Linked DNA regions of Homo sapiens: region 1 is linked to region 2. Evidence: read pairs that join two places in POLR2A ChIA-PET (ENCODE). Cell type or tissue: IMR-90. All regions are shown on one strand. Links, peaks and the distances in the headings refer to the core of each region. The heading gives the core; the rest is flanking DNA.

Region 1 (15,549 bases), core at 2,494-10,493, 180 kb before region 2:
GGACCAGCCCATGTCCTTCACCCATTAACATGTGATACATAATACAACAATTGTCATTATAAGCCACTAAGTTTTGGAGTAATCTTTTCCAAAGTGATAGATAACCAGCTCATACTCTTCCAAGGTACCTGCATGCCTCTCTTAGATAACTTAAAGCCTTCTAACTAATCTCTGATCTCCTTCATTCTAAGCTTGATCTCTCCATTCTCTTTACAAATCATCCAGAGTAACCCTTTAAAAATATACCACCCTTTTGATCAAAAACCTCCAGTGGATTCCTGTCTCACTAAGATTAATAGCCAGGTCTTCACAACAGCTTTGATAGCCCTACATGATCTGAACCTCCTCTAATGTTCTGACCTTATATCTTACCATTATTTATTGTACTCACTCCACTTCAGAAATACTGGCTTCACTGAAGTTCCTGGAACACACCAAGCACACTCCCACTGCATTCACAATTGCACTTCCATTTACTATTCCCTCTGTGCAGAAGACTTCCTCTCATCACCCACATGGCTCACTCATAAACACACTGCATCTGTGCAAAAACTAAAGCAATGCACATGCCTTAACCTTTGCATATCAAGGACCTCTCTCCAGAGTATCAAACTGTATGCTCTGTTTGTGTATTAGTTTTATAAGTTTTTACAGGAATAAAATTCACAAGCTTATAAAAGCACACATTTTTAAAACATGGCTTATTACTTCCCTCCATCCTCTGCTCAAATGCCGTCTTCTAAGAGAAGACTCCAATGACCACTGTATATAAAATAACATCACAATAACCCCATTCCAGCTTGGCCTAACATCCTACATTATTCATTTTCTTTCCTGAACCATAAACATTGCCATCTATAATACCTATTCACTTGTTTATTTCCTGTCTCATACTTTTTTTATAATTTTATTGTATTCATATTCTTCTTTAAGAACTTTAAGAAACTATATATATTTAAACCTTAGTTGTTTTTAAATTTACAGAAAGTCTATCATGTTTATAATCTTTGGGAATCCATTTTTCATATAATAATTTATTATTAAGATTTATCCATACATTTCATGTTTTTATACTTTGTTCATTTTGCCTGTGGTATTATTTTGTGAATATACATCAAAGTACTTAATGCACTATTGTCTAGTTGGGATTGAGATGGTTTTCAGATTTGCCATTATGAGTAGAGCTACAATAAATACTATTGTATATGTCTTCTACTGTATTATGTATGAGAATTTTACTTGGCCATACACCTAGCATTATCCTGGGTACTTGCATGTAATGTTTTATCTATTACTCTTCTTGCATTAGGTCATGTTTCCCCTGAAAACCATTTAAGCTTCGTAGGTCCCTACATTATACATCTGGCCCAACATATCAACCTGTGCAGGGCATTTGGCGGTTGTCTTTTCACCATTTATCCCCTCTTTCCTCCATCAAGAGTACCCTACTTTTTTCTTGATAAATTCCCTTCATTCTCATTTTCAGCCATTTAGGATGGTGCCAGACCTAGGAATAGAACTGAGTGGCAGGGCCACTCAATGCACCCTATCCTCTCTATCCACAGGTATCACTGGTTCAGGGATAGCTAGGTAAGCCATTTAGAGATCTTTGCTGCAGCTTTTGGGAGGAAGGGTTTTATTTATCTTCTATGTAATTTATCAACCACATGCTCTCATCTCTTCATTTGGTAGTGAAAGATATGAGGCTTATAATCTGGGAATGAAGCAAATCCTGGGGACACAGTGTCAAGAAACAATAACAGAGAAACCAGGTCCTGGTCACATCTGGAGGATTACTATGGTCCAAATAAGCCAAATCTAAATTGAATTCTATCCTTGGAATTGCAAGCTTTTATGATCTAACAATCTCCATTTTTCTTTTTCTTTAAGCAGAGATTATGTTACTTATTTCATTTTATCCCTAATTTTATCTCAATTATTTTCTGTATATCAACCCTTTACTCAGATGTTCCCAGCCAGGTCCCTTGTTTTCAAATACTTAACTGGCATGTATTATTTTCTACCTCTGACTGGCAAATTGTCACCCACTCTTCAAATCCCAGCTTTATTCTCATGCCTTTTATGAACCCTGCCTTGATCACTCCGGAACATGACAGGACACCGTGGCATTTTTCTGCTGCTTCTTTGTGGGGTGATGTTTTGTTCTTATCATCTCTTAAAAGAGTCTTCTGTTTAATGGACATCTTCTCATGTGTTTGTCCCTTCATCCAACCTGTAAGTTTTTGAGTTCAGGGACCATGAGTTTTATTTCATTATCTCTTCCAAGACAGTAAATCTTTATTAAATAAACACACTGCATCTGTGCGTATTACATGTGGTAGCCAAATTCTCACTCCGGTTTCTCCATTTCAAGTATACAGATTCTGTTTTGAGGGGAAAACCCTGAGACCCCATCACTGCAAAAACTAAAGCAATGCACATGCCTTAACCTTTGCATATCAAGGACCTCTCTCCAGAGCATCAAACTGTATTCTCTATTTGTATATCAGTTTTATAAGTTTTTACAAGAATAAAATTCACAAGCTTATGAAAGCACACATTTTTAAAACATGGCTTAATACTTACAGACGATACAGTAAACAATTGGTTAAAAGTCTGTCATGAGTATACAGCAGAAAAACTTGGCACATCTGACAAAATGTTTACAAGCATTTATAAACAAAAAGAAAAATAAATAACTCCTAAAAACAGGATACTGATTAGAGGCATGTATAGAATGTGAGTATCAAACTATGAGTGGAATCTATTGATCTAATGTGACCCTAGGGTCACATTAGAGAAATAAAAGATTTAGAAGTTGGGGCATAAAAAAGAGGACCTATACTCAAAGCTTTGAGAGATGGCTGGTGATGCTATTGTGTTTGTTTGTCAGGAACCAGTGATGACAGCATTCCAAAAATATTTTACTGTTTTTTCTAAATTTAGCTAAATTCATTTCACAAAAATTCTACTCAGATGGTTCTGAAAAGTTAATGTAGTGATTTAGACAATTAATGTCTAAATCCTGTTCTCCAGAAAAGCATCTGAATCACTTAAAAAAAATTTGTGTTGATGTATAAGTTATAATTACCAAAGAATGTGTAATTCTCACATTTGTATTACCCTGTTCACTACAAAATTTTAAAATACTATAGCATATCTGCTATGGTATATAATATAGACAACAAATCAACAAATATTAAACAGTATTTTCTATTTAGAATGGGTTCCCTTGATTAGGTGGTAGAGAAAGTGGTGAGATTGAGGGAAAGGAGATGGGCTTTTATTTTTGCTTTTATATAGAACATTAAAAAGTCATTTTTTTCCCAGACAACTTTATTTTGTTTTCTTTCAGGAAAGATCTTTCCCATAAATATCTCATATCCCTGATCATAAACAATGACATTAAGTTCATCTCTTGCTCCATGGGGTAATAATTCCCCACTAGCTGCACAGACTTATTACCTCAGGAGTTTTTAACAGTACAGGTACTTCGGGCCCTATCCCAGCTCTATCGATCCACAATGTCCCTGAGTGGGACTGGAGTCCTTTAATTTTCCAAAGCCAGCTTACTAGGGTCATGTATCTGCCTTTGCAATCACTGGTATTACTGCTCACTGCCTGGTCACATCTGTGTCCGTTTTTCCGGGTTCTCCAAACCTCTAAAATGATGATTAATATGCAAAGAAATAATTATATCATCACATAAATCTTGTAATCATTTGTCCAGAAGGTACTACTAATGTGTTAAATGTGTTAACAATCCAAGCAATGCAGTCATATCATATAGAAATGAATCTTGAAACTGCAGCTATATCCAATAGACATGTTAGGCCTGAGTGGGATGGGTGGAAAGTGGAGTGGACCTGGGTAAGAGAGGGCCTGATCCAAAGTGATAAATCATGTATGTATTAGTCTGTTCTCACACTGCTATAAAGAACTAACAGAGACTGGGTAATTTATAAATAAAAGAAGTTTAATTGACTCACAGTTCCACAGGCTGTACAGGAGGCATGGCTGGGGAGGCCTGAAGAAACTTACACTTATGGCAGAAGGGCAAAGGGGAAGCAAGCACATCTTCGCATGGTAGCAGGAGACAGAGAGTGAAGGGGGAAGTACTACACTTTTAAACAACCAGATCTGATTACCAGTCACTCACTATCATGAGAAGAGCAAGTGGGAAATCCGCCCCCATGATCCAGTCACCTCCCAGCAGGCCCTTCCTCCAACACTGAAGATCACAATTCAGTGTGAGATTTGAGTGGGGACACAGAGCCAAACCATATCAATGTGCTGCACAGGGCTGACCCTCAGAAGACAGGAAGTTGTAATAATGATAATATCCTACCACCCTCTGTGTACTCTGACTATTTCATATGAATATTCTGATTAAAGAGGTCAAATGTGATAGGTAAAGCACAGTGGCAGGAGGGTGAACTTAAGAGCCAAGCCAACGTCCAGTCTCTCAGATAAGAAGTCCTATCAGAGGTAGGCAGGTTGTCAGGACCCTAGGCAAGCAGATTGTGCTGCAGAAAAGAGAAAGTAGGCCAAAACCCAGTGGCATAGACTGGGCATGCATTTTCCAGTTATGGGCCAAAACTGGTCACTGGATGAATAAAAGAATGTTATTATAGGCTTAAATGGCATATGTGAGATGGTAGACATAGGACAATGGATTTATTCCTCTACACCAATTTATAAGGTATGATAAGTATGAAAGCATAGCACAAAATGATTTGATAAACATGAAGGGCCCAAGACAAACTGCTGAAAAACTGTTAGTTTGAAACTGTGCAGGAACTGGGTATGCCTTAGGAACAGGAAAAAAAAAATTAACAGAATTTCATGAGACATATAAGAAAACCACATTTATATCAATTTAAAAGTAATATATCAAAGACCAGAGTGAAATCTAAAAACAGAATAATGCTGGCTAAGTTAAGGAAAGAGTTCTTTCCTGACTGAATTCATAGAGAATAGCTTCAATAACATTTATGGAAAGCTATTTAAGAAATCATTAACAGTCATTGAAAGAGTGACAAGCATGGACATTGAGAGAAAAGAATCTTACTGTAAAGTACATGCCCTTTCACAACATTTAAATTTTATAGTGTGTACAGCTATTCAAAAATTAATCACTTTTAAAACAAGAAGTGTTTCCGTTTCTCCCTTTTATTTTTTTATACATGGATAAATTGATATTCTGAAATCAGTGATCTAAAATACTTCCATCAGCCAATAGCACCTCAGCAAACAACATAGTACTAAAGAGTTGTGGGACCAATAAATTCTAGACTTTTGGTAAACACAAACACCAAAATAATATACATAAAGCTCAACAAGATTCAAAAGTATATGGCAGTCATGCTATTAGTTTGGTAACATTCACTAGAATGGGCAGGAAGAGTCACACAACCTGGTCAACTGTCTTAGTTTATTTTCTGCTGCTGTAACAGAAAACCACAGACTGGGTTCTTCATAAAGGAAAGAGATGTATTTGGCTCACAGTTCTGGAGGCAAGGAAGTCCAAGATTCAGAGTCCACATCTGGTGAGGGCCTTGAGGAAGGGATCACACAGAGACAAGGGTGAGAGAGAGTGACAGCACACTGAACAGACAGAAAAAATGGGGCTGGGCTCCTTTTTATCAGGAACTCACTATGGAAATAACAGCATTAATCTATTCATGAGAAAGGAGCCCTCAAGGCCTAATGACCTTGTGAAGGTCCTGTCTCTAACTTAATATTGCTGCAATGGCAATTAAATTTCAACATAAGTTTTGGAAAGAACATTCAAACCATAGCATCAACCATGCCATAGTTATATATTTAACACAGAATATGTTGTGATCTGTGTGACACTAAGCTAAATCAAACTATCAAAATTCAGGGGAAAAATTATTTGAAATAAATTCAGGTGTCAAATACTGTGACAGAAAGAATGCATGATGCAAATGTAAAGTTAATTGCAATTATAGTAAGTCCAATACTCAAAACAATAAAATAGAATGATATTTCAGTGGTATTCATTTTGAAGAAGATAATTACTAAGGCTTATAATGCACTTTAGAATTAACAAAGCTATTTCACAGGAAAATCTCTTCTTACATCCTATAAGTCTTTTAGTAGCATGTATTATTTATTTTTATGTTTTATGTGAGAGTAGAGATTTGCTAGAGATCTTGCAACCAGTGTTAGAGATAGGAGTTAAATTCAGGATTTATTTCAATTATGTATGATTTTTCCAGGTCACCTTTTGATGAATTAGAAATTCAATCAAACATGGCAGAACCAGTTCTTTTTGAAAATTCTAGTGCTGAATGTCTTCTGCACATTTAGGCAAGGTTAATCAGATTAATCTGAATGGGCTAGTTTCTACAGACGTAGAGACTAAAAATTTCATCTCATCTCAATGACATGTGTAACTACACCAACTTACCACTTTCTATATCTAGGTTATTCCTGGCCTTAATGTTTTTTAATTCTTTTTTATGCAGTTAACTGATAATATATCACACATAAAGAAATTGAAAAGTTCAGCTAGGATTTTAGCACAAGTATCAAACACATGCATATAAGTGGATCATCAGACTACTCCTCCCCAAAACATGAAAGTGCTTAAGTAATCTTAGGTTAAAAAAAAGCCCTGAGAAGGAGGGCAGAGCAAGACGGTGGAATAGAATCCTATACCATGTGTCTGCACTGCAAGAACACAAAATTTTAGCAACTATATGTACACAGAAAAGCACCATCACAAGAACCAAAAATGAGGTGAGGAATCACAGTACCTCTATTTTTTTTTTTTTTTTTTTTTCTGGAAACAGAGTCTTGCTCTGTCACCCAGGCTGGAGTGCAGTGGCGCGATCTCGGCTAACTGCAAGGTCCACCTCCCCAGTTCAAGCCATTCTCCTGCCTCAGCCTCCCGAGTAGCTGGGACTACAGGCGCCCGCCACCACACCTGGCTGATTTTTTGTATTTTTAGTAGAGATGGGGTTTCACCATTTTAGCCAGGATGGTCTTGATCTCCTGACCTCGTGATCCGCCCAACTCAGCCTCCCAGAGGGCTGGGATTACAGGCGTGAGCCACCATGCCCAGCCAGTACCTGGTTTTAACTTCATGTCACTGAAAGAAGCACTGAGGAGGGCTTGAATCACTGACACCACCTTTCCACCCCCCAATAGTGGCTGTGCAGTGTGGAAAGTCTGTGTACTTGGGGAAGAGAGAGCACAGTGACTGGGGAACTTTCCATTGAACTCAGTGCTGCCTTGTTATAGCGGAGAGCAAAGACATGCTTGCCTCAGCCAGCGCCCTTGCATGTAGGGAGCATTTAGACCAGACCTAGCTAGAGGGGACATGCTCATCCCAGAGGTCGGAAGGTCGGAGTTTCACGGGAAGCCTCGCCACTACAGGCCAGAGTGTTCTGGGGTGCTAGGTAAACTTGAAAGGCAGTCTAGGACACAAAGACTGGATTTCTTAGGCAAAGTCTAGTGTTGGGCTGGGCTCAGAGGCAGGGGACTAGGGTGGCATATGACTTAAGGAGACACCAGCCAGGAGCAGTTTTGGGAATGCCTGTACCACCCCTCCCCCAACCGAAGGCGTTGCAGCTCACAGCAACAAAAGTGACTCATTCCTTCTGCTTAAGAGGAGAGCAAAGAGTAAAGAGGACTTTGTCTTCCATCTTGGATAGCAGCTCAGCCACAGTAGGACAGGGCACTAAACAGAGTCGTAGGGCTCCTATTCCATGCCCTAGCTCCTGGATGAGATTTCCAGACACACCCTGGGCCAAAAGGGACTCACTGCCCTGAAGAGAAGACGACAGTCCCGGCAGGATTCATCACTGGCTGACTAAAGAGCCCTTAAACCTTGAATAACCAGGAGTAATACCCGTTTAGTATGCCATGTGCTTTGGGCTCTGAGATATGCCAACTTCAGGGTTGAACCAGCACATTCCCAGCTATGGTGGCTATGGTGAAATAGTTCCTCTGTTTGAGAAAGCAGAAGGAAAAGTAAAGGGGACATTGTCTTACACCAGATAGACAGATAAATATCAGATAGATAGCAGCTCAGCCACAGTGGGGTAGAGCAATAGGCAGGCATTTGGATCTCCAACTCCAAGCCTAGAGTCTTGGACAGCATTTCTGGACCTGTCCAGGGCAGAGGTCACACTGGCCCATGGTGAGTCTTAAACATGGCAGCATTCACCACAAGCTGAATGAAGATCCCTTAGGCTTTAAATGAACATTAGCCTGTGGCCTGGAAGAACCCTTCATGGGCTGTTGGTGGTGGTGGCCACAGGGAGAAGCTCCTCTGCCTTTAAAAAGGGAAGGGAAGAGCAGGAAGGATCTTTGTATTGTGGTTTGATGCCAGCTTAGCTTTAGTAAAACCAGAACATCAGGCTAATTTCTAAGGTTTTTGATCCCTGACTCCCAGAGAGCATCTCTAGACCCTACTAGGACCTGGGGGATCTGGCCATCTTGAAGGGAAGTCCACAAATGTCACTGGCATTGCCACTTGCTGATTGTAGATCCTTAGGGCCTTGAGTGAACATAAGTAGTAGCAGATAGTGGTTACAGCAGGCCTTGGTGAGACCCAGTGCTCTTCTGGCTTCAGATCTGACTCAGCATAAGAAAAGAAAACTTTACCATAGAATAATATAGCTGGCAAAAATATCCCTCAAGCATGAAGAAGAAATAAAGACCTTCCCAGACAAACAAAAGGTGAGAGATTTCATCAACAATACACCTGTCCTATAAGAAATGATAAAGGGAATTCTTCAATCTAAAAGAAAGGGATGTTAATAGCAATAGAAAATCATTTGAAGTTACAAAACTCATTGGTAATAGTAAGCATTCAGAAAAACACAGAATATTATAACACTGTAATTAGAATATACAACCTACTCTTAAATAGAAAGACTAATGAACCAGTAAAAAATAATAACTATAAAAACTTTTTAAGACATAGACAATACAATAAGACATAAAAAAACAAAGTTAAAAAGCAGATGAACAGAGTTAAGGTGTAGAGTTTTTATTAGTTTTAATTCCATGTTTTTGTCTGTTTATGCCATCAGTGAAAAGTTGCCATGAGTTTAAAATAATGAGTTATAAGACAGTATTTGCAAGACTCACAGTAACCTCAGATCAAAAAACATGCAATGGATACACACACACACAAAGTTAGAAATTAAAACATACCACCAGAGAAAATCACTTTAATTAAAGGGAAGTCAGGAAGGAAGAAAAGAAGGAAGAGAAGACTACAAAACAATCAGAACATAAATAACAAAATGTCAGGAGAAAGTCCTACTCATCAATAATAACATTGAATGTAAATGGACTAAACTCTCCAATAAAAAAACAGAGTGACTGTATGTATATAAAAAAAGTCACAGTAATCTGTTGCCTACAAGATATACACTTCTCCTATAAAAATACACATGGACTGAAAATAAAGGGATGATAAAAAATGTTCCATGACAATGGAAACCAAAAAAGGCCAGGAGTGGTTATACTTATATCAGAAAAAATAGATTTCAAGAAAAAAATATTTAAAAAGACAAAGGAGGCCATTATATAATGATAAAGGGATTGATCCAGCAACAGAATACAATAATTATAAATATATATCCACCCAACACTGGAACACACAGATATATAAAACAACTATGATTAGAGCCAAAGAGAGAGATAGACTTCGATACAATAATACATGGAGACTTCAATATCCCATATTCAGGATTGAACAGATCTCCCAGACAGAAACTCATCAAAGAAACATCAGACTTAATCTGCACTCTAGAGAAAAACAATAAACCTATTATATTATATTAGTCTGTTCTCACGATGCTGATAAAGACAGATCTGAGGCTAGGAAGAAAAAGAGGTTTAATAGGCTTACAGTTCCACTTGGCTAGGGAGGCCTCACAATCATAGTGCAAGGCGAAAGGCACTTCTTACATGACAGTGGCAAGAGAAAGAATGAGGGCAAAGAGAAACAGGTTTCTCCTTATCAAAGCATCAGATCTCATGAGACTTATTCAATATCATGAGAATAGTATGGGAGAAACCACCCCATGATTCAATTATCTCCCACTGGGTCCCTCCTACAACACCTGGGAATTATGGGAGTACAAGTCAAGATGAAATCTGGGTGGGGACACAGAGCCAAACCATATCATAGACATTTACATAACATTTTATCCAAAGGCTACAGAATACACATTCTTTTCTTCAGCATATGGGTCATTCTCAAGAACAGACTGTATGTTAGGGAACAAAACAAGTTCTTAAAATATTCAAAAAATTGAAATACTATTGAGAATCTTCTCTGACCACAATGAAATGAGACTGGAAATCATTAAAAAGATTAATGTTGGCAACAAAACAAAGACATAGAAATTAAACAATACACTCATGAATGACCAGTGAGTAAATAAAGAAATTAAGAAGAAAATTGAAAACTTTATTGAAACAAATGATAATGGAAACATAACATTCCGAAACCTATGGGATACAGTGAAAGCATTCCTAAGAGAAAAATTTATAGCTATAAGGTCTACATCAAAAAAGAAGAAAAACTTCAAATAAACAACCTAATGATGCCTCTTAAAGAACTAAAAATGAAAGAGCAAACTCAACTCAAAATTAGTAGAGAAAAAGGAATAATGAAGATCAGAGTATAAATAAATAAAATTAAAACAAAGAAAACAAAAAAATCAACAAAGCAAAAAATTTGTTTCTTGAAAAGATAAAATTTACAAACCTTTAGCCAGACTAATCAAGAATGAAGAGAGAAGACACAAACAGAATCAAAAATAAAAAAGGAGACATTGCAACTGATACTTCAGAAAATCAAAGGATCATTAGTGGCTACTATGTACAACTATATGCCAATAAACTGGAAAATCTAGAGAAAATGGATAAATTCCTAGACACATACAACCTACCAAGATTGAACCAGTAAGAAATCCATAACCTGAACAGACCAATAACAAGTAATGAGATCAAAGCCATAATAAAAAGTCTCCCAGTAAAGTGTGGGACCCAGTAGCTTCATTGCTGAATTCTGCCAAACATTTAAAGAAGAAATGTTACCAGTCCTACTTGAACTATTCTGAAAAATATAAAAGAGAATACTTACAATCTCATTCTATGAAGTCGGTATCACCCTGATACCAAAACCAGAAAAAGACACAACAAATGTAAAACTACTGGCCAATATATCTGATGAATATTGATGTGAAAATCCTCAACAAAATACTAGCAAACCAAATTCAACAATACATTAAAAACATCAATTATCATGACCAAGTGTGACTTACTCCAGGGACACAAAGATGGTTCAACGTGTGCAAATCAATCAGTGTGATACATCATATCAACAGAATGAAGTACAAAAAAAAAGATCATTTCAATTGATGCTGAAAAAAACATTTTATAAAATTTAACATTCCTTCATGATAAAAACCCTTAAGAAACTGGGTATAGAGGTAATATATCTCAACATAATAAAAGCCACATATGGGAGACCCACAGCTAGTATCACACAGAACAAAGAAAAAACTGAAAGCCTTTCCTCTAAGATCTGGAGCATGACAAAGATGCACACATTCACCACCATTATTCAACATAGCAATAGAAGTCCTAGCTAAAAAAATCGGACAAGAGAAAGAAATAAAGGGCATCCAAATTGGAATGAAAGATACCAAATTATCCATGTTTGTAGATTATATGATTTTATATTTAGAAAAACCTAAAGACTCCACAAGAAAAATATTAGAACTGATCAACAAATTCAGTAAAGTTACAAGATACAAAATCAACATACAAAAATCAGCATTTCTATATGCCAATACCAAACATCTGAAAAATAAATAAAAAATTATCTATTTTACAATAGCCATACATAAAGTTAAATTTCACCCAAGAAGTGAAATATCTCTACAAGGAAAACTATAAAATACTGATGAAAGAAATTGAACAGGACACAAAAAACTAGAAAGATATTCCATGCTCCATGCATTGGAAGAATCAACAATGTTAAAATGTTCATACTACCCGAAGTAATCTACAGATTCAACGCCAATTCCTATCAGAATACTAATGACATTCTTCAAAGATACAGAATAATAATAATAATTCTAAAATTTATATGGAACTACAAAAGACCCAGAACAGCCAAAGCTACTCTGATCAAAAACAATTACCAAAAACATTACCTTATTTCTGATTATACCACAGAGTTATAGTGACCAAACAGTATGGTACTAACATAAAAACAGGCACATATAGCAAAGAAACAGAATAGAGACCCCAGAAACAAATCCACACATCCAGAGTGAACTCATTTTCAACAAAGGTACCAAGGATATACACTAGGTAAGACAGTATCTTCAATAAATCTTCAATAAGTGGTACTGAGAAAACTGGATATCTATATGCTGAATGAATGAAACTAGACCCTTACCTCTCATCACATACAAAAATCCAATCAAAATGGATTAAAGACAAATCTAAGACTTCAAACTATAAAACTACTCAAAAAAATATTCGGGGAACTCTCCTGGACATTGGCTTGGGCAAAAATTTCTTGAGTAATATCCCACAAGCATAGACAACCAAAGAAAAAAGAAACAAACGGGATCACATCAACTTAAAAAGAAACAATCACTGCACTGCAAAAGAAACAATCAATAAAGTGAGGAGACAACACATAGAAGGGGAGAAAATATTTGCAAACTACCCATCTGACAAATAATTGACAACCAGAACATAAAACGAGCTCAAACAACTCTACAGGAAAAATAATAATAATCCAATTAAAATGGGCAAAATATTTAAATAGATATTTCTCAAAAGAAGCCATATCAGTGCCAAACAGGCAAATGAAAAGGTGTTCAACATCACTGATCATCAGAGAAATGCAAATCAAAATTACAGTGGAATATAATCTCTCTAGTTGAAATGGTTTTATCCAAAGGCAAGCAATAACAATTGCTGGAAAGGATGTGGAGATAAGGCAACACTGGTACACTGTTGGTGGGAATGTAAATTAGTATGACCACCATGGAGAACAGTTTGGAGGTTCCTCAACAAACTAAAAATAGAGCTACCATGTGATCCAGCAATCCCACTCTAGGTATACACCAAGAGATAGGAAATCAGCGTATCAAAGAGATATCTGCACTCCTATATTTGTTGCATCACTGTTCACAATAGCCAAGACTTGGAAGCAACCTAAGAATCCGTCAATAGATGAATGGATAAAGAAAAGGTGGTACTTATACACAACGGAGTACTATTTAATCACAAAAAATAATGACATCCTGTATTTTCTACAACATGGATGGAGCTGGAAGTCATTTTGCTAAATGAAATAAGCCAGGCATAGAAAAACAAATTCACATGTTCTAATTTGTAGTAACTAAAAATCAAAACATGATGAGTTCATCATGGAGACAGAGTGTAGAAGGATGGTTACCAGAGGCTGAAAAGGGTAGTTGGGGAAGAGTAGTGGGTAGGTGTGGATGGTTAATTGGTACAAAAAATAATTAGAAAAATGAATAAGACCTAGTATTTGACAGCACAACAGGGTGACAACAGTCAAAATAATTTAAAATTGCACATTTAAAAGAACTAAAAGAGTATAATTGGATTATTTGTAAAACAAAGGATAAATGCTTTAGGAGATGGATACCCCATTTTCCATGATGGGATTATTATGCATTGCATGACTGTATCAAAACATCTAATGTACCCCATAAATATACACACCTACTATGTACCCACAAAAAATTAAAAACCCTGAAGATGGTAATATGCTTAATTTCTAACAAGAACCTATACTTTGTGCTATTAAATCTAAACCTTAACCCAACACCTTACGTCCTCCCCCTCTCCAAATTTGAAATATTTTCTAAACATTATGAGGTTCCAAGTAGCATGAGTTCCAAAATGATTTTTCAGAAGTATCTACATTAAAGCATGTTATTTCAAGAGATGCTAAATAATTTCAAATTGTCAATAATCTATCAGATATGGTTCATATTGCTTTTTCAAAGTATTTAATGGATTGAAATGTAATGATATATTAAAATCCATAGTTAAGAATAAAAAGAGACCATAGGAAATGCAACTATATGTAATCAAACCCTTTGTTTTGCATGAGAAAGTGAACCACCAGAACTACCAAAGAGTTGCCCAGAGTCACAAAAATAACTAATGACAGGGTGAATTATTTGAACCCAGATCTTCTGAAACCTAATGCATATATTTTTTCATCACATCAGTGCAAGTTTAATTAGTTGTATTAGTAATGATCATTTGAAGCAATTTGCAAAAAGAACACAGATACAATAAAATCAAATATCATGTAAGTAGAAGAAAATATAAAGAGGGAGAAAAAAGTACATATGTATTATATAGATATATGCAAGTATACATTTAGATTTAGAGCTATACAAACTCTGAGGAAAACTATATCAAACAAGCAAAAAACTGGAAATTACATCTAGAATTTCAATTTTACAATTACTTCCTACTTACTACTGAAAACTTCCTTTTATGAAAAATATATCAATACCTCAGAAAAGACAGATATTTCTTGGTTCTGAGACCTGAAAAATCTTTATGAGTGTTTAAGAAAATTTCCCCCTCTTCATAAACAACACCTGTCTTCAACAGATTTCAAGAAATTAAGAAATTTTATTGTTGTGTGTCATAGCAATCTTCATTAAACACCCAGGGTCCAGTGTTACATCTGGGTCTATAAAGGCTATTCTATAATGTAGTAGAAATGAATAGTGGAGAATCTTCTAAAATAAACATACCCTAGATGACTTTTTTTTTTTTTCATGTAGCAGTTGGGTCTACTGGTTATTTATGGGAACTCTCAGATAATTCAGAGCTGAAAAGAAAGTTGTTTAATACTGTTTGGGGAAAGGACCAGGCAAGTAAGCAAGGATTCCACATATGATTTTGTAGGTTCAGCCCTGAAGAGAGCTGGTTGAGGATTAGTGAGGGCAGAAATCTAGCCAGTTCTCCAGTTTCCAAGATGTGCAATAGGCTAGTCAACCCAGAAGAAGAGGGTTTTTATAATTTATCTGCTCAGAGGGAGTTTCTTTTTACCTGAATTGAATAAAAACATACAAGCTGTGCCAGCAACACTCTTACATGCAAATGGCAAAGATGAAACTGTTGAGAAAATGAAAGAGCCTTGGTTTCCTTTAATTGGTGGTAGTATAAATGAGTATCTACAGGCTATACCAGTATTCTTCTCAGGAAATAGCTTTGCATCTGTTTAATTCTTAAAGCAAATCAAGTCAGTCCCAGAGATGTATACTGGAAAGCAGAGAAATAATGGCCTTGAGCTGAAGGATTGTGATCACGGAAATTATCAACGTAAAAGTCGACATGGGCTCCTGGTTAGTATGAGCAAGACTGCACCCCAAAAAGCCAACTGGATAAATTAAATTACAGATTATACAGACCTCCAGATAGTCAATGGTTTTGTAAATTGCTTAATGTTTTCATCTGGATAGCATGGTACAA
Region 2 (15,549 bases), core at 3,614-11,613:
GGTTTGGCTGTGTCCCCACCCAAATCTCATATTGAATTGTAGCTCCCCAAATTCCCATGTGTCATGGAAGGGACCCAGTGGAAGATAATTGAATCATGGAGGCAGGGCTTTCTCATGCTGTTCTTGTGGTAGTGAATAAGTCTCATAATATCTGATGGTTTTGTAAAGGGGAGTTCTCCTGCACAAGCTACCTTGCCTGCCACCCTGTAAGACATGACTTTTCTTCTCCTTTGCCTTCCACCATTATTGTGAGGCCTCCCCAGCCACAAGGAACTGAGTCCATTAAACATCTTTCCTTTATAAATTACCCAGTCTTTGGTATGTCTTTAGTAACAGCAATGAGAACAGACTAACCCAGTATGTGTGTTTGTGTGTGTAGTGGTAAAAACACTTAACCTGAGTTATACTCTCTTAACAAAATTTTAAGTGTACAATATATAGTTAACTATAGGTACAGTGAATACAGCAGATCTTTAAAAGTTACTCATCTTGCATAACTATACTTTATACTCATTGAACTGCAACTACCCTCTACCTCCTTCCAGTTCCTGGAAACCACCATTCTATTCTCTTGTTTCTATAAGTTAGATTATTTTAGGTACATCATATAGTTGGAATTATGCAGTATTTCTGTGACTAGTTTATTTCTGTGACTAGTTTTCTTCACTTAGTGTAATGTTCTCCAGATTTATCCTTCTTGTAGCATATGGCAGGATTTCCTTATTTTTTAAGGCTGACTAATATTCCGTCCTGTGTATATGGCACATTTTCCTTATCTATTTATATATAAATTGATGATAACATACATAAATATTTCAATACCTTGGCTATTGTGAGTAATGCCACAATGAACATGGGATTACAGATGTATCTTTAAGATCCTGATTTCAATTCTTTGTGATATATACCCAGAAGTGAGATTGCTGGATCATATGGTAGTTCCTTCTTTAATATGTTAGGAAACACCATGTCTCCTATTGCTTTTTACAGCAGCTGCACCACTTAACATTCCTACCAGTAGGGTACAAGGTTCCAATTTCTTCACACTTTTGCCAATACTTATCTTGCTTTTTAATAACAGCCATTCTAATAGGTATGAAGTAATATCTCATTGTTTTGATTTGCTTTTGTTCTGATTATTAATGATGTTGAGCATCTTTTCATATACCTATAGGCTATTTATATGTCTTCTCAGGAGGATACATGTCTATGCAAGTCCTTTGCCCATTTTAAAATAAGGTTATTCATTTCTTCGCTATTGAGTTGTAGGAGTTCCTTATACACTTTTGATATAAACCCCTTATTAGATATATGGTTTGCAAATATTTCTCCCATTCCATAGGTTATCTTTTCACTCTTGATTGCATCCTGTACTATATAGAAGCTTATTATTTGATGTCATCTCATTTGTCTATTTTTGCTTCTGTTTCTTATGCTTTTGGTGTCATATCCAAGAAATCGTTGCCAAATCCAATGTCATGAAGCTTTTCTCCCATTTTCTTCTAGGAGTTTAACGGTTTCAATTCTTACATTTACATTTTTAAACCATTTTGATGGATTTATTTTTGTGTATAAATAGGGGTCAGATTTTATTTTATTACATGTGGCTATCCAGTTATCCCAACACAATTTGTTAGAGAATATATTTTGTCAAAGGTGCCTAACATAGTTTTAACATCTTATTTTTTAAATGTAGCAGGTGAGTTCTTTATCCACATACCCCTTGCCTTTTAATACCTGCCAACAGACTTCCAAATATCATCAACTTCTCTTTGCCTGAGGGCTTGCTCTGGCTGCAGGAGCCCACTCCACCTGTGCATAAAGCAGGCTGGAAATGCTGGGGAATCAATGTTCCACAGGAGTGGCTTTTAATCATTAGCTGCCAAGATTTGGTTCATACGATGCAATTCTCTCCCCTCAGGGGTAATACGCTTGTGGGACTAAGCTATAGTTGCCCGCTATAGTAATCTGTTTGATGATGCACTTTTATTGGCTTCCTTCCCTTTTCTTTATCGCTTCACCACTCCTCTACTTATGTTTATGGGACCACATCCCAGATGAATTATTTGCATATAAATCCTGCCTCAAAGTGTGATTCTGGGATCCAAACTAAGATACTAAATCTAAACTTAATTTCTGTTACTTACAGCTCCTAAACCTATCCTGCTGTATTCGAGAATCCCACATCATGTAAAAATGTCTATTCACATGATGAAAAATAATCTAAGCCCTCATGGTATTTTTTTCTTTGCTCATTTAGAATTTCGTAAAATAGCATGAGCATTGGTGTTATAGACATCTCAGGTCAAATACCAGGTTTTGCTCTTAATAACCAAGTGACACAGGACTATTTACATAATTTTGCTGAATTTCAGTTTCTTTTTGGAGAAATGAGGGTACTTATAACTCTCTTATTATGAAAATATATAAAATAAGCATTTCCAGACCTACGTTGCACCAGTCACACAAATGCTCACCATATACACATTCCTATTCTCCTTTTACTTTGTTACATTTTTTGACCTCTTCTTAATCGAACTTCTTTCATTTTTACATAAACAATAATTAAACAAAAGTTAAAATACCCAAAGAAATATAGTTTTGGTGAAGTAACTAACTACACAAGGCACTTAGATACTTGATAGAACATTTCACTCAAGGTGACAACTTTATTCTACAACTGAAGATATTTTTACTAAGTGTAAGCCCCTACTCAATATTTAAGCTACAAAAGTTACCTTGCACAAAGCTCATCCTTCTAGTAGAGATATGAGCTGCTTTCTGTACCTACTGCTTTTGGCAGCCCACACTTTGATTGTGGTCAAATATTCAGCAATTTTATCATACATCCTTGATGCCCCAAATATTTCCCCTGACATTGCCTTCCCCATAGCTTCAGGCTCTAAACTTTTCCCTCGACTTATTTTCCTCATCTCTGTCCATTCCAACATCCTCTTGAGTCTGACTAACCTGATAAAGAAATTTAATCCAAAATGTTCTTCCAAATTTTTATTTGGGCTTTGTTAACTCCAAGGAATAGCTAATATGATAACTATAAGCACACAAACAGAAGCTTTAAGGCATATATATTTGGACAAGAAAATATTTTTCAAATTCTACCTCACAGGTGAATGCTTGTTCCTGAAAAGTATAACAGTGGCTCTGAGACTCTTAAGTTAAAATAAATCTCCTATTTCCTCAGCATTTTAGCCATTATCAATTGTCATTCCAACAATATTTGATATACCCTGACTTTGAAAATGAGTGCCTTTTTAAAACTATTTATTTAACAAATACTTGTTAAATATTACTATGTTCATAACATTGTTCTAGGCATTAAAAGTTAGCCAATAAAGAATTCCATACCATAAAAGCTTAGGTATTTGTCTTGTTAGTTCAGGCTGCTACACCAAATTACTATAGACTGGGCAGCTTATAAACAACTGAGATATATTTCTCACAATCAGTATACTGGAGGTCTGAGATCAGGGTGCTAGCATGGTTGGGTTCCAGTGAGGGTCCTCTTTCAGGTTACAGAATACCGACTTCTTGTTGTATCCTTATATGACAGAGAGCAAAGTGAAGCAAGCTCTCTTGGGATGCTTAAAAGGGCACTAATCCCATTCATGAGGGCTCTACTCCCATGACCAAATCACCTTCTGAAGGCCCTACCTTCTAATACATCACATTGAGAGTAGGGTTTCAGCACATAAAATGTAAGGGACGCAAACATTCAGCCTATAATTGTATTGTAGTTGCAAAATCAAAAAAAATATGCTTGAAGTTGTTATATATAAGTTTGAGACTGTATTTGACTTAATGTCTAAATGAATTTGTTTGCCTAATACATTCTATTTGAGTTCTAGACGGGTAAGATAAATGGGCATTAGAATAATTAAGAAAGACTACACTGTGTGTGTAAAGACTGAGTCAAGCCCAAAAGAAGGGGGATCATTTGAATATAAGTACAGAAAGAATAGCATCTTAGGTGGGGAGACTGACTAGCAGAGGCTTAGAAAAGAGATGGAGAATAGCTATATGGAAAAGAAAAGCAGCCCAACGGGCTAAAGAAGTGTTCTAATGCTGAGGAGTGAATAACTTGACTGTGGCTAGATTTCCTATGCTTAGTTAAAAAGATGTATGTGCCTACAGGTTTTGAGATTTTGTGTCAGAGTATAGGGAAGTCATGAGATATATACCATATATCTTTCTGGAGTAACAATTTTACTCACATTTAATAAAAACATTAATTGACATCAACACAAAGAGCACTATTGAGTGTAGGTTGTAAGATTCAAATGAAGCTCAGCTGAAAGACCTAAGCTGACAACATAGATGTAAGCTTTGTTAACATCCTATTGGTAACTGAAGGCCTGACAATGAGTGTGATTATCAAAGACAGTGTTCAGAGTAAGAAAAACAGAGTTTTGGAGCAGACAGAGAAGGAGCTGCACATGAAGGAGCTTGAGAGAAAGTAGTGGGAAAAGTAGCAGGTACCCTAAGACAGAGGTGTGATGGAAGCCAGGATTTCAAAGAAGAAATTGTCATGCTTGTCAAATACTGTAGAGAGTTCAAATGAGATACACATTCAAAGTGTATTCTTTAAATTTAATACTTAATAAGTGATTGGCAACACTTGACAGAAGATTTTTCAGGAAAGTTGTGTGTTGGGAAGCTCAAATAAGGTTAGAATTTTAGAGTGATGAGGAGGGTTTCTTCCCTATCCCCAGAAAGTGGCTCATCTGTAGGTCACAGCTTCCCTTTGATGAAATCCTCTGGCTCCCTACAAGTGAGATTGGAGTTCCTTCTCAACTAGTTTGGAAACCTGTATACCTCCTACGTGCTGTTCAAAGCAATGAAGTGACCTCAAACTACTGGGGTTGGCAGGGGAAAATTTGAAGGAATTATCCTGACGTGAAGAAACGAGCATGTGGAACAAGAGTACTACCCATGCAAGGGTGAAGATCTTACTTGAGGGGTGGATACCCCATGTACCATGATGTGCTTATTTCACATTGTATGCCTGCTTCAAAACATCTCATGTACACCATAAATATATATACCTACTATGTACCCACAAACATTAAAAATAAACAAACAAACACAAAACCAAATTCGCCATTGGGTGATGAGTCTGTCTTTAAGAAAAAATGGAAAAATATTTTCCCAAGAATGGTAGAATGGTTGTTAGAGTCTTGGGTAAAGAAAAATTACTTTGTTAGGAGGGAGGAAGGAAGCTCTTATCAAAAATAAAATAAAATAAACAGGCAAAATACAGTAAAACTATGATACTCATAAGCGTTAGTAACTGTGATTTGAGACTTGCAGATCTTCACCTTTTTCAGTCCTTTACTACCTGCTGTGATCTGAATGTTTGCATCACCCCAAAATTCATATGTTGAAATCCTAACCCCCAAGGTGATGGTATTTAACAAGTTGGGCCTTTGGGAAGTTATTAGTTCTGCAGCACAGCCCTCATCAATGAAGTTGTGCCTTTATAAAAGAGGCCCAAGAGAGATCCCTCCCTCCTTCCATCACATGAAGAGACAGTGAGGAGGTGCTGGTCTATGAACCTGAAAGTGAGTCTTTACAAGATCTGCACTACATTGATCTTGGACATCCCGGCTTCTGGATCTGTGAGAAATAAATTTCTGTTGTTTATAAGCCACCCAGTCTAAGGGGTTTTATGATAGCATCTGAACAGACAATGACACTTCCTAAGGTGATTTTCAAAACTAGGTATTTTCTTATACATTTTAAAAGTTAGAATGTAAAATTTGTATCATATATTTCAATAGCTAAAAAGGATATTATTTCCATTTTAAATACAACTGTTATTTTTTAAAAGACAGCCAAAAGGATTATAAATATAATAGTAATTATGTGATTAACCTATCATTCAGTATATGAACAAATTATTTTTAATATTAAAAAGGCTCATTATTTTTTCTCAATGAAATTATATTTTCATCCAATTTGCCATAGAAATGTTTATCCTAGTATATATTTATGCTTGAATGTTTCTATTAAACACCCTATCATACTTCTTTAAAATATGAATACATAATTAAATATAAAATTACATTATGTTTCTAAAAATAGGCTTCAAGTATCTAAAATGTCTTCTGAAATTAGTTATTGCAATTTTTTTTTTTTTTGAGATGGAGCCTCGCTCCTGTTGCCCAGGCTGGAGTGCAGTGGCACAATCTCAGCTCACTGCAACCTCCACCTCCCGTGTTCAAGAAATTCTCCTGCCTCAGCCTCCTGAATAGTGGGATTACAGGAATGCGCCACTGCACCCGGCTAATTTTGTATATTTAGTAGAGATGGGATTTCACCGTGTTGGTCAGGCTGATCTCGAACTCAGGTGATCTGCCCACCTTGACCTCCCAAAGTGCTGGGATTACAGGCATGAGCCACTATGCCCGGCTATTGCAAAATTTTTAACCAATTTCTCAGAGCAACAGTAGAAATCATTATAAATGAAAATTCAAAAACATAAAAAGTAATAATTTTATTGGAAAGAGATCTATCCATGAGATAACTGGGAAGGAAAGTTATGGTCCCTTGATTAAAGGAGTTTTCCTTTAGCATCTGGAAGTTTTGCATCTCTGGGCAGTGAAACAAAATTTAGGATGAGGAGAGGTACCAAAAAAATAGTGATTGTCAAAGGACAGCCAGGAAAGGAGAAGAGGCATGCAAAAAAGACTGGGGGACACTGAAAAAAGTGGTGCCAGTGCTGGCCAGAGAAGACTGTTACAGAGCACAGCAGAGGCTTTCACATGGCAGGCATAGGAGCAGATGTAGGAAGAAAGGTGTGCATACATATAAAATGTTGTTGCTGACATTAGAGCTAGTGCATCCAACACTAGTAAAAGAAAAAAAAAATTTTACAAACTGACAGAAATAAAGACATTGAGCAAAGTATGAATCATATCCTGTTCTTGTAGAATTTTGTGGTTAATTTGGTTATGGGAATCAGCCACTAGAAGTTTGTATAAATGTCTTTTGACTGAGCTGTGCAGAACCAAAAAGGACAAACAGTTTCAAATAGAGGAAATTGCTTCATCTTTAGAGTGAAACTCTGGCATTTACTTAAATTTGTGTTCCAGCTGTCAAATTCAACAGAAGGCAAAGGTTAGCTGTTTTTAGGATCTAATAAATACTTGAGAAATACACTCACCATAGAGCCTGCCCACTGGTAAAATATTCCACACACATCTGCTTAATGAATAAGTGAACTAATTAATGAATGAATGGTCAGCATCCCCACCAAAGAGGCAGAAGAATCCTGAAACCCTTTATACTGCATATAGGAACAAAGACCTGAGACTTTGACATCTGTGAAAACCTGCTGCTACTGTGATAATTTTAGGAAACGTATCAATTGAACTTCTGAAAGTGATTTTAAAATGTTTATTTTAATTGTATTTTTCTAGCTCTTCCACTTTGTCATCACAAATACTCTTAGTCTAAGGTACTTATGAATTATTTCCCCAGCAAAAACACCAATTCTAATTTAAAGCCTCAAGGCTTTATTTTGAAAGGAAAAGCTAAGCTAGAGAACTGAGATTTAAATTGATTTGAGTGAATATTCAATTAATGTGAAAACATCTATGAATAATAGAGATAAAAAGAATTGGGAATTAAATAGAACTATATCTCTTCAGATTTATTTATTTTAGGTTATGTAAATTAAGGTTATCTGAGAAACAAATGCCAAGATGGGATTAGACATGAAAAACATTTACTGGGAAAACATCTGCTAAGGATAAAGGCAAGAGAGTTGGAGAAGGTGAAAAGAACCTCCAAACCAAGATGCAGATCTAAGCCTGTAGAAGTAGAAGGGGAAGGAAAGATGATGGGGTAGGGAGGATTTCACACTGCAGATCAGTTCTGAGCCAGTTGGGTCAGGCCAGTTGGGGAAGGAGGCCTTACACTCATACCTGTTGTAAACTGAATGTTTGTATCTCCCCAAAACTTGTATGTTAAAGCCTAATCCCCAAGAGGGGTCTTTGGGAGGTGATTAGGTTATGAGGGCAGGGCACTCAAAAATGGTATTAGTGACTTTATAAGAGTCTGAAGAGATCAGAATTCTTCCCTTCCACCATGTGAGGACACAGGTAGAAGATGCCAAATATGAATCAGAAAGTGAGCCCTCCACAGACACTAATCTTCATATTTTTCCATTCTTTACTCTTTGCTGCAGTCTGAATGTTTGTGCCCCAAACAAAATTCATATGTTGAAATTCTATCCCCCAAAGTGATGTTATTAAGAGGTGGGGCCTTTGGGAGGTGATTCAGTCTTGGGGCAGAGACCTTGTGAATGGGATTCTTAACCTTATAAAAGGGATCCAGAAAGAACCCTCCCTCCTTCCATCACATGAGCATACAGTGAGGAGGTGCCATTCTATGAACCTAAAAGTGGGTCTTTACAAGATCTGCAGCACCTTCATCTTGAACTTCTCAGCTTTCAGAACTGTGAGAAATATATTTTTGTTCTTTGTAAGCTACCCAGTTTATGGAATTCTGCTACAGCAGCCCAAATAAACTGAGCCATACCTCCATCATGATGGCTCATTGAGTGTGGTCACTCACTGAGTAGGCCTCAGCAGTACCTGCCAGATGATCCAGTGAGGCAGCAGCATGGAGCACCTCTCAGTTCTGCCTGCAGTTGGAGATAAGAGCCACAGATTTTCACAGATGTAGCAAAACTGGGATAGACATGTTTTTGATATTTTAATGTTTCTTATTCTAATTTCTAACATTTCAAAACAGAACATAATGGTGATTATGAAAAAAATAACAACTTATAATCATAGCCGGGCGCGGTGGCTCACGCCTGTAATCCCAGCACTTTGGGAGGCCAAGGCGGGTGGATCACCTGAGGTCGGGAGTTCGAGACCAGCCTGACCAACATGGAGAAACACCATCTCTACTAAAAATACAAAATTAGCGAGGCGTGGTGGCACATGCCTATAATCCCAGCTACTAGGGAGGCTGAGGCAGGAGAATCACTTGAACCTGGGAGGCGGGGGTTGCGGTGAGCCGAGATCATGCCATTGCACTCCAGCCTGGGCAACAAGAGTGAAACTCCGTCTCAAAAATAATAATAATAATAATAATATCATAGTTCATTAGATTTACTTATAAGCACATGTAAACACATATGAGTAAATGTCACACAGATACAAAGGCACACAGATCAATCTTAGTAATCTGAAGATCTACACTTTAAAGTCTTGGTTATATATTATGACTAAATATTTGAAATATATAGAAGAAACTACTGAGCCCTTTTAAAAAAAATTAACCAAGAAAGGCCAAGAACAAAGATAATGTCTGATGGGCTCTGGAGGTCAGTTTCTCTGCAGAAACAATGACAAACTTTAACCCTGGACAACCAGTGTTTTGAAAATAGGCACTTCTGTTCAATGAATTACATGTGTGTGTTTTTCCCTAAGCCAATATGAGCTACAGTTTTCCTCTGTCATTACTCACATTTCTTGCTTTCTTTTTTGATACTTGGTTTCTAGGGAATTAAACAAATAAAAATATCAAAATTGTTGAGAAGAATTCCATAAAAAAAGAATTGTTTATAGAATATAAAATGGCATTGTGCATTAATAATAGGTACAATGATCTGATTTAAAAAATCAAAAATTAGTCCATAAACGATATAAATAAGGTTGACATTTCAGTTTGATATAGAAAGAATGGATTTAAAAAAATAATCATTTCTTTATAAAGGAAATGTTTGTGCCTCATCTTTATGCTAAAATGAAATTCTGTTACCCAAGTTTAAGTTTTAAAAAGTTGTATGGAAGTGGTACATGCACATGATAAAATATAAAGTAATTCTGGATTATAATAAAAAGCAACAGTTTTTAGCCATATTTTTCCCACTCCTCACAGAGACTTACTTTTATATTTTCCTATTTTAATTCTCCTGCTGATTAACTTCATAACTACAATTTACTTACATCCCTATTTCTTGATTTATTAGCCTTGATATCATATCTGTAAATAACCACAATGAAACATGCAGATTTGGCTCCAGGTTGAGTCATCCTCATTTCAAAAGTCATCATCCACTTTCCATTTAACAAAAAATTTGTTGAAATCTATCACCTGCTGGCTGGGCATGGTGGCTCACACCTGTAATCCCAGCACTTTGGGAGGACGAGGCAGGCAGATCATCTGAGGTCAGGAGTTTGAGACCAGCCTGGCCAACACGGTAAAACTCCGTCTCTCCTAGAAATACAAAAAATAAAAAATAAAAAAAAGTATCTGGGCATGTTGGCAGGTGCCTGTAATCCCAGCTGCTTGGGAGGCTGAGGCAGGAGAATCATTTGAACCCGGGAAATGGAGGTTGCAGTGAGCTGAAATTGTGCCACTGAACTCCAGCCTTGGCCACAGAGCGAGAGTTCATCTCCAAAAAAGAAAAGAGAGAGAAATGAGAAGCTGAATTAAAAACTCGAGAAAAAAATGAGTAAAAATAAAAATACTACATGTATTTCTATAATGCATGTGTGTATGTACAATGTAACCTGGGGAATGTAACCTGGGAGAGCCATTCTAAGCAGAAAACCAAGATTAGAGAGAGAGAGAGAGAGAGAGAGAGAGAGAGATAGAACTTAAGAAGGACTAAATGTGTTTTTATTAAAGGATCAGAAACATAATTCAAAGAATATAATTAACTGAGAAAAAATTATCTGCTCCATACCTAAAGTATTAATACCTTTCTTGTATAAAGAGGCATAAACACAAAAATAAAGGTGGACAACATTATATGAGGGATATAAAGGTAGACGCTGAAGCCAAACTTCTTGGCTTCAAACCTTGAATCTTCCACCTATTTGTCAAGTGGGGATAAATTTAATACTATTTTCATATTAGGAAAGTTTTGAGAGTGTGATGATTAGGTACACATAAAGTACTTAGAAAGTACCTGTAATGTAAAGTACCCAATAATTGGTAGCTATGAATTTTTATTAATATTGTAACTATTTAGGACACATTAATGAAAAAAATGGGCAAAAAATATGAAGAAGAAATCTCCTAAAGAACTGCAATAGTTGTTAATAAATGTGAAGCAGAGGATATAAATTATAGGCAAGATATATCATTATTCAATTACTTGGTTGAAAACAATGTCAGTAGAATTTATAGGCATGTAGGAAATTGAGTATCCTCAAATATTTTTGTGAATTGTGTATAAACTATTCAGTTTTTCTGAAGACGACCTTGACCCATGATTCTAAAGCTTTAAATATGTGCATTCTTTTCATTCTACAAATTCTAATTCTAGATATTGATCTTAAAAAATAATCAGACAAGTTCTTTGGAACTCTCAATGCATTAGTGTATATCATAAAATAATAAAAACAACTTACACTAAAAGCAATGGGGGATGCATACAAAATTACTGAATATTATACGATGATATTCTGTCAAGATGGAATGTGGAATATGAAATAAGATCAAAAGTAAATGTATGGCACATGAGTCTGTACACATCAGATAAAATCAATAAGCAGGAAGCAAAATGGTATATATAATATTATATTATACATTATATACTATATATAAGATATATAAAGTATAATATAATGTATTATATATTACAATGTTAGATTAAAAATAATATGTCTATCATATCTACAATTTTAAATTTTCACCTGGATATTCCAATATTATATAGATACTGTCACATTGTTATCTATATCAAAGGATGTATAATTTACAAATAAAGAATTTGGAAGGTTGAAAACATAATTGTTTATCATTTTCTCTGATTTCATTTTTTTGACAATATTAATATAAAATTCTAACAGCGAAGACAAATTATTTACATAATTAAAATCTAACCATTTATTGTAATAATTTCCATTTAGCATTTTTTTCTTTAATTTAGAAGTATAGAGAAGGGGTCTTAATAACAGTATTACAGAATTTAACTATTGGCTAACACACTTTTTTTAATGTGAAGGCAGAAATGTTCATTAACTTGCGTTCTAAAACCAGACTTTACACAGCTGGAAAAATAAAACTCAATGTGATAGTTAACTCTGGTACCCAGCATTAAGATAACTTTACTTATCTGGAAACTGAGGTTTTGATCTTGTTGTAATATACATGTACTCATATATTAATTTTATAGAACCCTACGCTAAGTCAATTTTGCTCACAGGAGTAGGTAAATATAACAAGATATAATATTTTAAAACAGAAGATAAATACATGACATTTCACTGTCTTCTAAATACAAATGCTCCTCAGCTTACAGTGGGGTTATGTCCCCATACACATAGTGTAAGTTGAAAATATCGTAAGTCAAAAATAGGCATTTTGTAGACATGATGAATGGGCATTTTGTAGACATGATGAACATTTAAACACAATATTCAAATATCTTGGGCAACCCAGTACATTTTTGAATATCATTGTTGAGCCTTGTGATCCTGTGGCTGACTGGGAGCTGTGGTTTGCTGCTACTGCCCAGAATTTCAAAAGAGTATTCTGCCACATACCACTAGTACTATAAAAGATCAAAATTCAAAATTCAAAGTATGGCTTCTACTGAATGTGTATCATTTTCACACCATTGCAATGTTGAAAAATCATAAGATGAGCCGTAGGTAAGTTGGAAGCTGTCTATAGTTAACTGAATTTTGTATCTGAAAAATAAATTTATTATTTATATGATTTCTAATTCAATCCCTAACCAGCATATAAGCCAATGTATTTGGAAAATAGTGTCTTTAAGATAAAGCACATATTCTAAGAAATCTCAAATGCTAGGGCTTTTAATACAGGCATATGTTGTTGCATTGAGATTTTTGTTTGTTTGTTTTTACAAATTGATGGTTTGTGACAATCCTGCATTGAGCAAGTTCATCAGAAACATTTTCCAACACCAAGTACTCACATTGTGCCTCTGTGTCATATTTTGGGAATTCTCACAATATTTAAACTTCAACTATATATAATTATTATTATTATATCTGTTGATGGTGACTTGTGATCAATGATTATTTTAATGTTGCTATTCTAATGGTTTTGAGGCACCACAAATGACACTTATATAAGACCACAACCTTAACTGATAAATGTTGTGTGTGTTCTGACTGTTCCACTGACTGGTCCTTCTCCATCTTTCTCTCTCTCCTGAAGCATCTCTATTCCCTGAGAAAACAGTATTAAAATTAGGCTGATTAAACTCCCTACCATGACTTGTAAGTATTCATGTAAAGGAAGTTTTTCGTATCTCTCACTTTAAATGAAAAGCTAAAAATTATTAAACTTAGTGAGGAAGGCATTTCAAAAATAAAGTTGGGCCAAAAGCTAGCCCTCTTGTGTCAAACAACAAAGCTGTGAATTCAAAGTAAAAGTTCTTGAAGGAAATTAAAAGTACTATTCCAGTGAAGACCTGAATGACAATAAAGCAAAACAGCCTTATTGCCGATATGAAGAAAGTCTGAGTGGTCTGAATAAAAGATCAGACCAGCCACAACATTCCCTTTAGACAAAGCTTAATCCAGGGTAAAGCCCTAAATCCCTTCAATTCTATGAGGAAGCTGCAGAAGAAAAGTTGGAAGCTAACAGATGCTGGTTCATGAGGTTTAAAGAAAGGAGCCATCTCTATAACATAAAAGTGCAAGGTGAAGCAGCAAGTGCTGATGTAGAAGCTGCTGCAAGTTATCCAGAAGATTTAACTGAGATAATTGATGAAGGTAGCTGCACTAAATAACAGATTGTCAATGTAGACAAAGCCTTGTAATGAGAGATGTCATCAAGGACTTTCATAGTGAAAGAAAAGTCAATGCCTAACTTCAATGCTTCAAAAAACAGGCTAACCCTCTTGTTAGGGGCTAATGCAGCTGATTACTTTAATTGAAGCCAATGCTTATTTACTATTCTGGACATCCTAGGGGACTTAAGGATTTTGCTAAATTTACTCTGCCTGTGCCCCCAGAAAGAGAATAACAAAGCCAGGATGACAGCACATCTATTTACAGCATGGTTCACTGAATATTTTAAGCCCATGTTGAGATCTACTGTTCAGAATAAAAGATTTATTTCAAAATATTACTGTTCATTGACAATGCACCTGGTCACTCAAGAACATTGATGAAGATATACAAGATTAATGTTGTTTTCATGGCTGTTAACACAATATCTACTCTGCAGCCCAAAAATCAAGTTGTAATTTTGACTTTCAAGTCTTATTTTCCAGGAAATACATTTCATAAGGCTCTAGCTGCTGTAGACAGTGGTTACTCTGATGGATCCTGGCAAAGTAAGTTGAAAACCTTCTGGAAATAATTCACCATTCTAGATGCCATTAAGAATATTTGTAATTCATGGGAGGATGGTAACATGTCAGCATTAAAAGGCATTTGGAAGAAGTTGATTCCAACCCTCATGGATGATTTTGAGGAGTTCAAGACTTCACTGAAGGAAGTAATGGCAGATGTGATGGAAACAGCAAGAAAAGTAGAATTGTAAGTGGAGCTTGAATATGTGACTTAATTGCTACAATCTCACAGTCAAACTTGAATGGCTCAAGAATTGCTTCTTTTCAATGAGAAAAAAAATGGTTTTTTGAGATTAAACCTGCTCTTGGTGAAGGTACTGTGAATATTGCTGATATGACAACAAATAATTTAGAATATTTTGGAAACTTATTTGATAAAGAAGCAGGAGTGGTTAAGAGGATTGACTCCAATTTCGAAAGAATTTCTACTGTGAGTAAAATGCTATCAAACAGCATCATATACTATAGACAAATCTTTCAGGAAAGGAAGAGTCTATTAATGTACCAAATTAATTGTTGTTATATTTTAAGAAATTGCCACAGCCACCCCAACATTCAGCAACCATCACCATTGTTAGTCAGCAGCCATCAATACGAAGGCAAGACTCTCCACCAGCAAAGAGATTATGGATCCCTGAAGGCGCAGATGATTGTTATGATGTTTTAGCATTAAAGTATTTTTTTTTTTTTGAGATGGAGTCTCGCTCTGTCGCCCAGGCTGGAGTGCAGTGGCACAATCTCGGCTCACTGCAAGCTCTGCCTCCCGGGTTCACGCCATTCTCCTGCCTCAGCCTCCTGAGTAACTGGGACTACAGGCGCCTGCCACCACGCCTGGCTAATTTTTTGTATTTTTAGTACAAAAAATTAAAGACCAGGTTTCACCGTGTTAGCCAGAATGGTCTCAATCTCCTGACCTCGTGATCTGTCCACCTCGGCCTCCCAAAGTGCTGGGATTACGGGCTTGAGCCACCACGCCTAGCCACATTAAAGTATTTTTAAATTAAGGTATATATGTTTTTTAAGATGTAGTGCTATGACTTTTAATAGACTGCAGTGTAATGTAAACATAAATTTATATGCAATGAGAAGCCAAAAAGTTTGTGCATCTTGCTTTATTACAACGTTTGCTTTATTACTGTGTTCTGGAAACAAACGTGCAGTATCTTTGAGGTATGCCTGTTGTATTAGTCCATTTTCACACTGCTGATAAAGATATACCTGAGACTGGG

Evidence for each region. ChIA-PET counts read pairs that join two places held together with the same protein. Peaks named below come from ENCODE experiments on the same cell type or tissue, not always from the same donor. Only the 100,000 strongest peaks of a DNase experiment are listed, where the experiment ranks them.
Region 1: POLR2A ChIA-PET joins it to region 2 with 13 read pairs; 3 of 35 experiments call an interaction of 5 or more read pairs at or near these places.

What each region holds. Positions count from the first base shown.
Region 1 is chr5:120,556,251-120,571,799 of GRCh38, reverse strand. The region is part of intron 1 of PRR16 (proline rich 16); the gene reads right to left. Among named protein-coding and RNA genes, the nearest start is that of PRR16, 100 kb to the right of the region's middle. In IMR-90, for the core only: no CTCF peak of the experiment used is centred there; no DNase peak of the experiment used is centred there; H3K27ac peaks cover 242 bases.
Region 2 is chr5:120,379,941-120,395,489 of GRCh38, reverse strand. No RefSeq gene overlaps it. Among named protein-coding and RNA genes, the nearest start is that of PRR16, 77 kb to the left of the region's middle. In IMR-90, for the core only: no CTCF peak of the experiment used is centred there; a DNase peak (open chromatin) is centred at 6,999; H3K27ac peaks cover 2,121 bases.